Regions from separate parts of the Homo sapiens genome. Here region 2 is linked to region 1. A link is a contact called in ENCODE Hi-C or POLR2A ChIA-PET data. All regions are on one chromosome and are shown on one strand. Each heading gives the region's core, a stretch centred on a gene start or an enhancer-like site at or near the end of the contact. The rest is flanking DNA. Distances are from core to core; before and after follow the strand shown. Region 1 overlaps LINC01949 (long intergenic non-protein coding RNA 1949). Region 2 overlaps RASA1 (RAS p21 protein activator 1).

Evidence for each region. A loop is a pair of places that touch in the nucleus more often than their neighbours do. ChIA-PET counts read pairs that join two places held with the same protein, here RNA polymerase II (POLR2A). Pooled maps may share reads with other maps.
Region 2: a map of CD4-positive, alpha-beta memory T cell shows a loop between it and region 1 (6-fold over the local background). The contact joins two enhancer-like sites. A Hi-C loop is called at or near these places in 2 of 168 maps with a recorded cell type or tissue (CD4-positive, alpha-beta T cell and CD4-positive, alpha-beta memory T cell), 5 of 37 single-sample maps with no recorded cell type and 3 of 50 pooled maps. POLR2A ChIA-PET finds 5 or more read pairs at or near these places in 2 of 52 experiments (activated T-cell and naive thymus-derived CD4-positive, alpha-beta T cell).

The regions. Positions count from the first base shown.
Region 1 is chr5:87,229,634-87,235,824 of GRCh38, reverse strand. The region is part of intron 2 of LINC01949 (long intergenic non-protein coding RNA 1949); the gene reads left to right. All of the region lies in intron 2 of LOC101929380 (a long non-coding RNA gene), which reads right to left. Among named protein-coding and RNA genes, the nearest start is that of LINC01949, 6.5 kb to the left of the region's middle. RefSeq lists an enhancer at 4,377-4,746. Within about 2 kb of position 4,729, at least 2 of the 41 ENCODE cell types and tissues checked have a DNase peak (open chromatin) inside an H3K27ac peak, as active enhancers do.
Region 2 is chr5:87,300,564-87,306,992 of GRCh38, reverse strand. The region is part of intron 1 of RASA1 (RAS p21 protein activator 1); the gene reads right to left. It overlaps LOC124901022 (a long non-coding RNA gene), which reads right to left. Exons shown (of 2, transcript XR_007058861.1): 2 at 1-1,800. Among named protein-coding and RNA genes, the nearest start is that of RASA1, 36 kb to the right of the region's middle. RefSeq lists an enhancer at 6,215-6,429. Within about 2 kb of position 4,777, at least 2 of the 41 ENCODE cell types and tissues checked have a DNase peak (open chromatin) inside an H3K27ac peak, as active enhancers do.

The DNA of each region.
Region 1 (6,191 bases), core at 3,480-5,979:
TGACGTGGGAGGATTGCTTGAGCCCAGGAGTTTGAGACCAACTTAGGGAACATAGTAAGAGACCAACTTGGGGAACATATTAAGACCCCATCTAAAAAAATGACAATAAAAATCCAACTCGATCATGTATAATCTTTTTGATATGTTGGTAGATTCAGTTTTCTAATATATTGTTGAGATTTTTTGCATCTATGTTCATCAGGGATATTAGCCTGTAGTTTTCTTTTTTGTTGTATTTTTGTGTAGAATTATAAAAAAAGATCTACACAATATATCTTCTAATTGGAGATTGTGGTTGAAATGTGATCTTTTTATATACAATTGTTTCAAATTAGACATTGAAGTTTTTAATACACTTATTTATAACTGGCATTTAAATTATAACCTCAAACAACAGTATTTACTCAAACTATGATTTTTCGACTATTAGCCAATATGTGGCAGTTAGAATTTTGGCTGTTTCCTGAAAGAAACTTCCCCAAATATCTGTGAAAAGTATTATGAATTAAAGATATATTAATTCTACTGTTTTAAAAATATATTTTATACATAATTAAGGAAATTAAAATTTGTACAATAACAGTCCTACTTTTTGTAAAACAGAAAACTTCAGTTTAAATGCTAAAATGGAAATGATTTAGGTTGGAGATAACTCATATCTGTTGCAGGAAGTATAATTTTTAAATTTTATCTCAATAGGTTTTGGGGGAACAGGTGGTGTTTGGTTACATGAACAAGTTCTTTAGTGGTGATTTCTGAGATTTTGGTGCACCCATCACCTGAGCAGTGTACACTGTATCCAATGTGTAGTCTCCTCACTCCCCTCCCACTCTTTCCCCTGAGTCCCCAAATTCCATTGTATCATTCTTACACCTTTGCATAGAGTAAGTAAAATTTAAATAGATCTCTGATAAAAACATGTATAGTGCTAAATATTTTGAATTAAAGCTTATGATTAATAGCTATACTTAAAAGATAAAATTAGTGGTAGATGATACCCAGGTCATTTGATAGAACAATTTATTTCAAAATGAACAATTTACACCTAAATGCTGAATAAGAAATTAACACATACTGTGAGAGAGGGGTCTTTGCTTCAAAAAGCTTTGCACTCTATCTTCCTAGGAGGTGATTAAAATTAGTTCTCTAAATTTATATTATTTTCCCCATCTATTGGGCTATAACTATCTCTTTCATGTAGGACATTGATGTCTCATGACTTCACCACTACTACGGAGGGAATTGTTGCCATATAGGCATTGACTGTGAAGCTTCTAGAACACCTGTCTCCAAAATGGGGATGTATACTCCCAAGAAGGCATGCAAGTCAATTCTAAATATAGCTAGGTAGAGAGACAGAGATATTAAGCTTTACTTGTGTTTAATATATTAATTGATACTGACAAAATCAGGCTTTTTTGTCTGATGGTCCCATTTTATATACAATATGTAAGGTATGCCTAAGAAACAAATCCCACACAGGATTTACACTGGAAGATTTTACACTGGCACCACATTTATGTAAAATTATGTTACCACATATTGCAATTAAATGTACTTGGTTAAATGGATCAGATGATTATAGTACGTCCTCACTAACATTGTCAGTAGGTTCTTGGAAACTGACTTGAACCAAAACAGTGTACAGCAAAACCGATTTTACCATAGGATAAATATAAACCAAAGTTAAGTATCTATAGCATATTTCTGGTCACAAAACCCACCAAACTTCTAAATAAAGACCAAAACACTTCTAATAATAAACATTGAAATAAATGTGAGCTACACATACATTTAAAGTTAATAAAAACAAGTAAGATAATTATTTACCTGCTTATTCCAGTTCAGGGTTGCCGGTAGCTGGAGCCTTTCCTGGCAGCTCAGTGCTCAAGGCAGGAACCAGCCCTGGAGAGGACACCATCCCATCGCAGAGCACGTTCACATCCACGCTCACTCAGACCAGGACAATTTAGATGTGCCAATTAACCTAATGTGCACATCACTGGGATGTGGGAAGGAACCAGAGTACCCAGAGAAAACCCACACAGACATGGGGAGAACACGCAGGCAGACTCTACACAGATAGTGACCTCAGCCAGGAATACATTTTTTTTCTCATCAACATTGTAACAAAATGACATTGAATCATATACCAGGAGGACCTGCTGTATATCTCCTATGTTACCTGAAATACTTTGTAATTTGAGGAGGTGTTACCATGAGCATATTTTATACAATAAGGGGTTCATTCTTTACCTCAGGAAAAAGTATTTCTATTAACTTGGGTTTAGAGACTGAGGGGAAGGATTATATGTTATATCCTCATCTGTAATGCAATCCTTAGGCCCAGGATGAAGCAAAACAAGAATGTGGCAAGAAATGAGAGAGAGAGCCAATACAAAGCTGCATTAACCAGAATGCCGCTACTAGTGTCAAATGCCATGGCTCAGTCTCATGTGGCCATCTTCTTAGAGGCTTTATAAGTGACTTCATCTTCCCAGGAGAGTCCCTTGGGAGGAGAAATGGGGAAGTAATAATCTTCTGGCCTTCTTCTCTTGGCCAAAACTTGTGATTATTAATTTTATGTGTCAACCTAACTGGGATACCGGATGTCCAGATACATGGTAAAACATTATTAGAGGTGCCTGTGAAGTTATTTCTAGAAGAGATTAGCATTTAAATCAGTAGATCAAGTAAAGCAGATTGTTCTTCCCAGTGTGGATGGGCATCATGCAGTCTGTTGAGGGCCTGAATAGAACAAAAAGGTAGAGGAAGGTTGAATTTGCTCTCTGTGTGACTGCTTGAGCTGAGGCATCAATCTTTTCCCTGAGTGCTCCTGGTTCTCAGGTCTTCAGACCTACCCTGAAATTGGCACCATCAGCTTTCCAGAACTACATTTCTGGCTATAATACATGGGAAAAACAAACCCAAATGTTTTTCAGACTCTGTACTAACATACTCAATCCAACACTTCAGAGGCCAGATGTGTGAGGTTATCTCTCCACACACCAAGCAAGCACTCCTCCAGCAGACACAAGCTGGGTGTCGTGTAGTTCAATTCAATCCTAACACTGTGTACCTGGAGATAACATCAGACCCCACAGGTTGAGTGCTCAGTCCCCCAAGAGTGTCCTCCACTTCAGATGCCAACTGCAAGCCCCAGGTTGTGGCCTGTGCTTCCGACAGAGCAGCCATAAATCAGGGTTCCCATGACTCTCCTTCTCAGTTTCTGTTAACTTACTAGAGGTTCTCACATAACTCAGGGAGACACTTACATTTACCCACTTATTATGAAGGACATTATAAAAAATACAGATGAACAACCAGATGGAAAAGTGTATAGATTAAAGTATGGAAGAAGGGACATGGAGCTTTCATGCTCTCACTGGCACATTACTTTCCAGAAACTTTCACATGTTCAGCTACCCAGAAGCTGTTCCAAACTCTGCCTTTTTGAGTTTTTATGGTGGCTTCATTGCATAGGCATGATTGATTATATCATTGGCCATTGTTGATGGCCAACTCAATCTTCAGCCCCTCTCCCTTCTCCATAGGTTAGGGCTGAAAGTCTCAATCCTCTAATTATGTCTTGGTCTTTCTGGCAACCAGCTCCCATCCTGAAGCTATCTAGGGTTCCACACCTACTGGTTATCTCATTAACATACAAAAGATAATCCATCATTTCTGAAATTCTAAGGGTTTTAGTATCTGTATGCCAGGAAACAGGGAAGAAGACCAGATATATATTTCACAATACCACAATGGCTTTCCTGGGTCTCCAGGTAAATGGCAGAACATAGGACATCTTAGCATAATCTCATGAGCTAATTTCTTACTAATTTCTTATAATACATCTCTCTTTATGTGTACACACATGCACACACACACCCCTATTATAGGTTGGTGCAAAAGTAATTGTGGTTTTACCACTAAAAGTAATGGCAAAAACCGCAATTACTTTTACACCAACCTAATAGTCCTGTTTCTCTGGAAAACCCTAACTAATACAAAGTTTCACCCCATGGAGCTTTGATTCTCCCACATTTTGGACTTGTACATATGTGAATGCCAAGGAATCATGTGGTGGCATCTTATGCCTTAGCATTAAAAGAGAATCCCAGGATGGGAGGAGAGGTGCTAGCAGTTTGTACCTTGTGAAGTCACACAAGTCACACATACCTGTATGTTGCTGCAATGGCTGTTGGAATAAGTACACAGAGTCCCCAAAGACTAGTGAGGCCAAGATGTGTGAGTCATTTTCCATCACACACAAAAAACCCAATTGTTCTAAGTATGTATTTTACCAAGCAGCTTTATAGAAAGAAAAACAAACAAACAAACCAAACAACAACAACAACAAAAAACCTTGGCCAGGCACAGTGGCTTACACCTGTAATCCCAGCATTTTGGGAGATTCAGGCGGGTGGATCCTTTGAGCTTGGGAGTTTGAGATCAGCCTGGGTAATGTGGCGAAACCTCATCTCTACCAAAAATATAAAAACTAGCCAGGTGTGGTGGTGCACGCCTGTAGTCCCAGCTGCTTAGGAAACTGAGGTGGGAAGATTGCCTGAGCCCAAGAGGTAGAGGTTTCAGTGAGCCGTGGGAAGATTGCCTGAGCCCAAGAGGTAGAGGTTTCAGTGAGCCGTGGGAAGATTGCCTGAGCCCAAGAGGTAGAGGTTTCAGTGAGCCAAGATTGTATCACTGCACAACTGTTGCCTGGGCAACAGAGCCAGATCCTGTCTCAAACAACAAAAACAGTCCTTATATTTAATCTCTCACAGATAAAAAAAATAGTATTTTAGCAATTATTAAAAAGTATCTTGTTTTTGAAAGAAATTTGTGCTATGAAAAGGGCATTTTGAATATAAACTGAAAAATTTTCCATTTTTAAGTGATACAGCTAAAAATTATTACAGCTTCTTTAAAATCCCCTTATCAGCATGCCTAACAAGATTTTTCTAATTTATTCTAAATCTTTCACATAAAGAATTCAGTGAGTTTTAAATTCATTTATTACATAAGAATATTATAACTTTTTATTAGTTTATAGAAAAGTTTAGTGACATCAGGATAAATTGATATTTATTATATGAAAGTTATGAAAACTTTTGTATAGTTGCTAAGTAGGATTAAAAAATGAGTATCAGAATTTGGTAAACACAGCCAGAGATACATTTCATTTGCACACAAATGTTTTTGTGAGGTTTCTTTTTCAGTTAGGAAAATCATTAAAATCATGTACTGATGTAAACTAAACTTAGTACCGGACTTTCAAATCACTTGATTCCAAAGTTTAAATCAAGGTTTTTAAAAATAAAGTATTTTCAATTATAAAATGATTAATAATTTTCTAGTGAGAGTAAAGATGTTTGAAATATTAGGCTTAGTTTATTTGATGTATATATTTAATCCTATAAAATTTCTTTTGTAATAACTATCTGCAGAGTAGCATATTTGTGATTTATAAATATTATATGCTCAGAATCCTTGATTGATAAGAGCATATGATTAAAAAATGAAAACACATTGTAGAGTTATTCATAGTCACATATGTATGTAACTGAATATATATGATATATATAATATAAATAAATATATTTAAAATACATATTTATATATAAATATGTATTATATATAAATATATATCATATATTATATATAAATATAAACAAATATATATATATAAAGAGCCATGATACATTGTCTTTAGGACAATATCCTTCCAATCTTAGCTGATCAAGTACTCTGTGTTTTCCTATCCGGTTTTACTACCCATGACTTCTTGGCGGTAATTCCTATCTACCTTCCTAATCATTTCTCTTCATTCACTTAATACTTCAACTACTGACTCACTGCCTTCCTGTACATCTTCATTCCTGTCATTGTTCTTAGTGATTCCAAGAACCATGTAGAAGAAACACTCTGAACTTTAGCTTCTCTATTCCTTGACCTCTCCTCTTTCAATGTTTTCCTCTATCCCACCTTTGCCACCTATCACAAGACCACTGGAACTTATCACCACTAATGAAACCACCTGGTAATTCTTTATTTGAAGCATCCTACTTTATGACCATCACCTCCTGTTCTTCTAATTCATTTACCTGAGTCTTCCATTGCTGCAGTTCTTTAGCCCTATTGTAATCTGCAAACTACTGTTTTCCTTGTTTGAACTTCAGTAGCTTAACATTGGT
Region 2 (6,429 bases), core at 3,528-6,027, 71 kb before region 1:
CAGCTACTCAGGAGGCTGAGGCAAGAGGACTGCTTGAGCCCAGGAGTTCAAGTATGCAGTAAGCTATGATCGTACCATTGCACTCCAGTCTGGGTGACAGAGTGAGACCCTGTCTCAAAAAAAGGGGAGGTGGCGGAGGGTACGCAGACATACATGTACAGTACGAGAAAGGAGGCAATAGAGAATAGAACAAAAGCAAAGTATGAAGAAAAAATGGTCAAGAATCTTCCAAACTCAATGAAAAATGTTAAGGCAAAGATTCAAGCATTCTATATACCCCAGCAAGATTTTTCTTTTTTTCTTAAAAAAAAGGCCACATCTAGGCATATCATAGTAAAAATGCTAAAAACCAAAGGCAAGACTGAATTTTTTTTTTCAACTTTTAAGTTCAGGGGTACATGTGCAGGATTGTTACATAAGTAAATGTGTGTCATGGGAGTCTATTGTACAGATCATTTCATCACCCAGGTATTAAGCCTGGTACCTATTAGTCATTTTTCCTGGTCCTCTCCCTCCTACCACCCTCCACCCTCAATTAGGCCCCAGTGTGTGTTGTTCCCCTCTATGTGTTCAGATCATTCAGCTCCCACTTATAAGTGAGAGCATGCAGTATTTGACTTTTCTCTTCCTGCATTAGTTTGCTGAGGATAATGGCTTCCACCTTCATCCATGTCCCCGCAAAGGACATAATCTTGTTCTTTTTAATGGCTGCATAGTATTCCATGGTATATATGTACCACATTTTCTTTATCCAGTCTATTATTGACAGGCATTTAGACTGATTCCATGTCTCTGCTACCGTGAAGAGTGCTGCAATGAACATACATGTGCATGTGTCTTTATAATAGAGTGATTTATATTCCTTTGGTTATATACCCACTAATGAGATTTATGGGTTGAATGGTATTTCTATCTTTAGATCTTTGAGGAATTTCCACACAGTCTTCCACAACAGTTGAACTAATTTACACTCCCACCAACTGCGTATAAGCATTCCTTTTTCTCCACAACCTCGCCAGCATCTGTGATTTTCTGACTTCTTAATAACACCCATGCTGACTGGTGTCATTGTGGCTTTGATTTACATCTCTCTAATGATCAGTGATGTTGAGCTTTATTTCATCTGATTCTTGCCCGCAAGTACGTCTTCTTTTGAAACATGTCTCTTCATGTCCTTTGCCCACATTTTAATGGATTCTTTTCCTCGTAAATGTGTTTTAAGTTCTTCTAGATGCTGGATATTAGACCTCTGTCAGATATGTAGTTTGCAAAAATTTTCTCCCATTCTGTGGGTTGTCTGTTTACTCTGTTGATAGTTACTTTTGCTGTGCAGAAGCTCTTTCATTTAACTGGATCCCATTTGCCAATTTTTGCTTTTGTTGCAATTGCTTTTGCCATCTTCCTCATGAAACTTTGCCCAGGCCTATGTCCTGAATGGTACTGCCTATGTTGTCTTCCAGGGTTTTTATAGTATGGGGTGTTATATTTTAGTTTTATTTCATCTTAATTTTTGCATATGGTGTAAGGAAAGGGTCTAGTTTCAATCAACCTGCATATGGCTAGCCAGTTATCCCAGCACCATTTAATAGTCCTTTCCCCATTGCTTGTTTTTGTCAAGTTTGTCAAAAATCAGATAGTTGTAGGTGTGAGGTCTTATTTCCAGGTTCTCTATTCCGTTCCATCGGTGTATGTCTCTGTTCTTGTACCAGTACCATGTTATTTTGGTTACAGGAGCTCTGTGGTATAGCTTGAAGTTGGGTAGCATGATGCCTCCAGTTTCGTTCTTTGGCAAAACTAAATCTTAAAAGTAGTCAAAACAGAAAGACATTATATTCAAAGAAACAGATAAAAAATTTTTGCTAACTTTGCAACAAAAATACTGGAAAGCAGAGAGAATGGAATATCTTCAAATTTCTGAAAGAAAGTAACTGTGAATCTAGAATCTAATGCACAGAAACAATATCCTTCAAAAACAAAAACAAGTACATTTTCAGATAAATACAAAGTATATTTGACAACTGACGTTTACCAAAAAAAAAAAAAAAAAAAAAAAGGACTAAAAGAAGTTACACAGGCCAAAAAAAAAAGTTAAAAAGTTCCTAACCTACAGGAAAGAATGGAAATGCAGCATAAAGTGAAGAGCATCATAAAGAGTAAATACATGTGTAAACAAACATTGACTGTACAAAGCAGTAATATCTAATGAATATTAAAATGTGTACAATAGGCCGGCACGATGGCTAATGCCTACAATCCCAGCACTTTGGGAGGCAGATGCGGGTGGATCACTTGAGGTCAGGAGTTCAAGACCAGCCTCCCCAACATGGTGAAACCTCATCTCTACTAAAAACACAAAAATTAGCTGGGTATGGGGGCACACACCTGTAATCCCAGCCACTTGGGAGGCTGAGGCAGGAGAACTGCATGAACCCAGGAGTCGGAGGTTGCAGTGAGCCGAGATTGTAGCACTGTACTCCGGCCTGGGCAACAGAGTGAGACTCCATGTCAAAAAAAAAAAAAAAGTGTATAATAAACATGCAGAGCAATAATGCAAAAAGCAGAAGGATAAGTGAAGTTCAGATGTTCTAAGTTCCTAGAATTGTTAGGGAAATAGTAAAAGTAAATATTTTCAGTAGACTGTAATAAGTCAATGATACATGTTGTAATCTTTAGGACAATCACTAAAAGACTAAGATGTCAGGCTATATGAAACAATAAAACCCACTTATAAGAGATGTATCTTAAATGTAAGAATACAGAAATGTTGAAAGTAGAAGAATACAAAATGCTTTACCACACTAGCACTAATCAAAAGAAAACTGATGTCAGACAAACTAGATTTTAAGACAAGAAGTATCAGCTGGGCGCAGTGGCTCATGCCTGTAATCCCAAAACTTTGGGAGGCTGAGGCAGGAGGATCACCAGAGGTCAGGAGTTTGACACCAGCTATGGTCAACATGGTGAAACTCTGTCTCTACTAAAAATACCAAAATTAGCCAGGTGTAGTGGTGGGCGCCTGTGGTCCCAGCTACTTGGGAGGCTGAGGCAGGAGAATCACTTGAACCCAGGAGGTGCAGTTTGCAGTGAGCCGAGATCGCGCCTCCAGCTTGGGCGACAAGAGCAAAACTCTGCCTCAAAAAAAAAAAAAAAAAAGACAAGAAGTATCAAAGATAACAGACATTTCGTAATAATACAGTAATCAATTCATTAGAAATTGGTGTATGCATATCTAGAATTATGAATTATATATATGAATTATATATATATACCTTTCAAGTGAACATAGAACATTAATCTGAAACCATATGCTGAATCAAAAAGCGAGCCTCATTTCAAATGACTGAATTCATTCAGAGTATGTTCTCTCAAGGGAACTAAATCAAAAAATTACTAACCCCTAGAAAAACTGTAAAAGTTGACATTTATGTGGAAATATGTCTTCACAATATGCTAGTGAAGAAATCAAATGCAGACAGGTCATATAACAATTTGTGACACGTAGCTGAAGTTATGCTTGAAGGGAAATCTGTAACCTTAAATGCTTATATTAAAAAAGAAGACTGAGAAGAATTATTTAAGTATCTACCTCAAGAAATTAGAAAAGACAAAAAGTTAAACCTGAAAAGACAGAAAAAAAAAATAGGACACAATTAATGAAATCAAAAGCAAAGGTACAACGTAAGACTTCAGGAAAAAAAATGAAAAATTAGTTCTTGGAAAGATTAACAAAATTGATAGACTGGAAGAAGACTGAACAAATGAAAAAGGTCACAAAGTATCAATTTCACTAGTGAAAAAGAGACAGGTCCTACTGAAGAACAATTAGTCGTGCTATTATACATTGAGAATTAATGTAAAGATAGACAAGTAGACTAATGGGACAGAAGTGAGATGTAACAAACTCACACATGTATGAAAAATATGAGCTCTTTACTTGACGGAAATGGGTCAACTAGATATGGACATTGTTTTTAAATGAATCTTGACCTCTTCCTTGCTCCATTCACAAAAATCAATTCCATATGTACGTCTAAAAGAAAAAGACAATAAAGCATCTAGAAAAAAACACAGGCAAATACGTTCATCTCCTTCGAGCATGCAAAGATTTCTTAAACATGACTCCAAAAACCTCAACCTGTTTATGATTCAATGTTATTATATAAAGCTGAAAAAGTCAGAAATAATCTGGGATGTGAGAAGTTAGAATTCTGTTTATTCGGGAAGAGGTGGTGTGCGTATTAGGCAGAAAGCAGGCCCAAAAAGATATCTAGGATGCTGATAATATTCTGGGGTTCTTTAAGTATGGATTACACAGGTACATCCACTTGTTAAAACTCATTGCGTTGAACACTTAGAATACTATGCTTTAGTATAGTATACTATACTATACAGTATAGTATACTATAGTATATAGAATACTATGCTTTATGTGTGTTACACTTCGACCACAAAGAGAGAAAAAACTGATAAAATTAACTTCTGTTAAAAAAACAACAGTGCGAAATTGAAGATTTCTATAAGATATATACTCATCAAAAGACTCATAGCCAAGACAGAGAATAACCAGAAATAAATACAAAAAAAGAAAAACCAATAGAAAACTGGACAGAAGACTTGAAGACTTGAACTATAACCTCTTCATGAAAGAGGTTATAGAAATGACCAATGAACATATGAAAAAATACACACTTCCATTAGTCATCACATCAAGAAAATAAAAATTAAAACCACAAGAGCTATTACACCACCAACCCACCTACATCACTACAATGAAAAGGGTAAACAATACTAAATGTTCACAAGAATGTAGAGCAACTGAAATTCTCACATGTTGCTACTCAGAATTTAAATGGGTACAAACACTTTGCAAAACTATTCAGCAATACCTACCAAGCTTATTATATGAACATCCTATGACCCAGCAATTCTAATCCTAGGTGTATAACATAAATGTCTATACATGTTCATTAAAAGTCATTATCAGAAAATTCATAGCAATGCTATCTGTAATAGTCAAACTAGACACACCCTAAATGTCATGTCCATCACTAGTAGAAAAGGATAATACACTGTTGGTATAGTCACAATGTAACACAAGCAATGGAGATGAGTGAAATAGTGTCACATGCAACAACATGAATAAATCTCATAAACATAACAAAGTAACACACAAAAGAATAGATAGTAAAGGTTGAGTATCCCTAATCTGAAAATTGAAATCCAAAATGCTCCAAAATCTGAAACTTTGAGGACCACCATGACACACAAAGGAAATGCTCATTGGAATATCTGGATTTCAGATTAAGGATGCTCAACTGGTATAATGCAAATAAAGCCCCCCAAAAATACGAAATCTGAAACACTTCTGGTCCTAAGCATTAAGGGAAACTCAACCTGTATGTGATTCAATTTTATTATATAAAACTCAAAAAGTCAGAAATAATCTAGGATACAAGAAGTTAGAATTTTGTTTTTCAGGAAGAGGTGGTGTGTGTATTAGGCAGAAAGTAGGCACAAAAAGACATCTAAGATGCTGATAATATTCTGGGGTTCTTTAAGTATGGATTACACAGGTACACCCACTTGTTAAAATTCATTGTGCTGAACACTGAAGATACTATGCTTTATATGTGTTATACTTCAAGAAAAAGTATACCCAAGGGAAAAAAAGTAATTCTAAATACAGAAAAACTCTATACTAAAACTTTCATTTCAACACTAAAGGGAGCATGCTTTAAAATTAGTATGTGCATATATATTATATGTAATTATACATATACATAAATAAAACATTAGACAGTCAAAATTATATCTACACTAAACACTTTATAACAATGTGTTGTCCAGCTGTTACCCTCTCCCTCATCTGTTATATTGTCTTGGACTTAATCTCCCTTAACCCCCCAATACTGCCAAATGTTTGTAGAGGCCACAACAGTGGTAACTTGAAAATTCACTTATGTCCCATTCAGCAGCCTAAGACTAAGTGGTTGGTACTAACAGCTGAGTCAATGGGTGACTCACAGCCAGGACCTAACCCTGCCTCATCTTTTCTGCCTTTCCGTGACTAATGCCTCATGCCCACTAAGGTCAGAGACAGGACAGAAATTCATGCATCTGCCTCTTTGGCATATGTAGTTTTATACCTCTCAGGATTTTGTCACCATTTTTCATTTTCTCTGTTCGTTAACTATGTAAATTTTAATCATATAATCATCTTTTAAACTTTTTCAATAACAAAAAATCTGAATATTTTCTTTTCATATAAAAAGCTCTTCTAATAGTATGCATTATTCTAAAACTCATTTTAACATCCTTACAACAAAATAATTAAATTGTAGATATTACCTTATAAATAATTGCATAAGATTTCATCCAAAACTTTATTCTATCATGTTTCAACTATATTTCTGTCATTAGTAAGCAGGA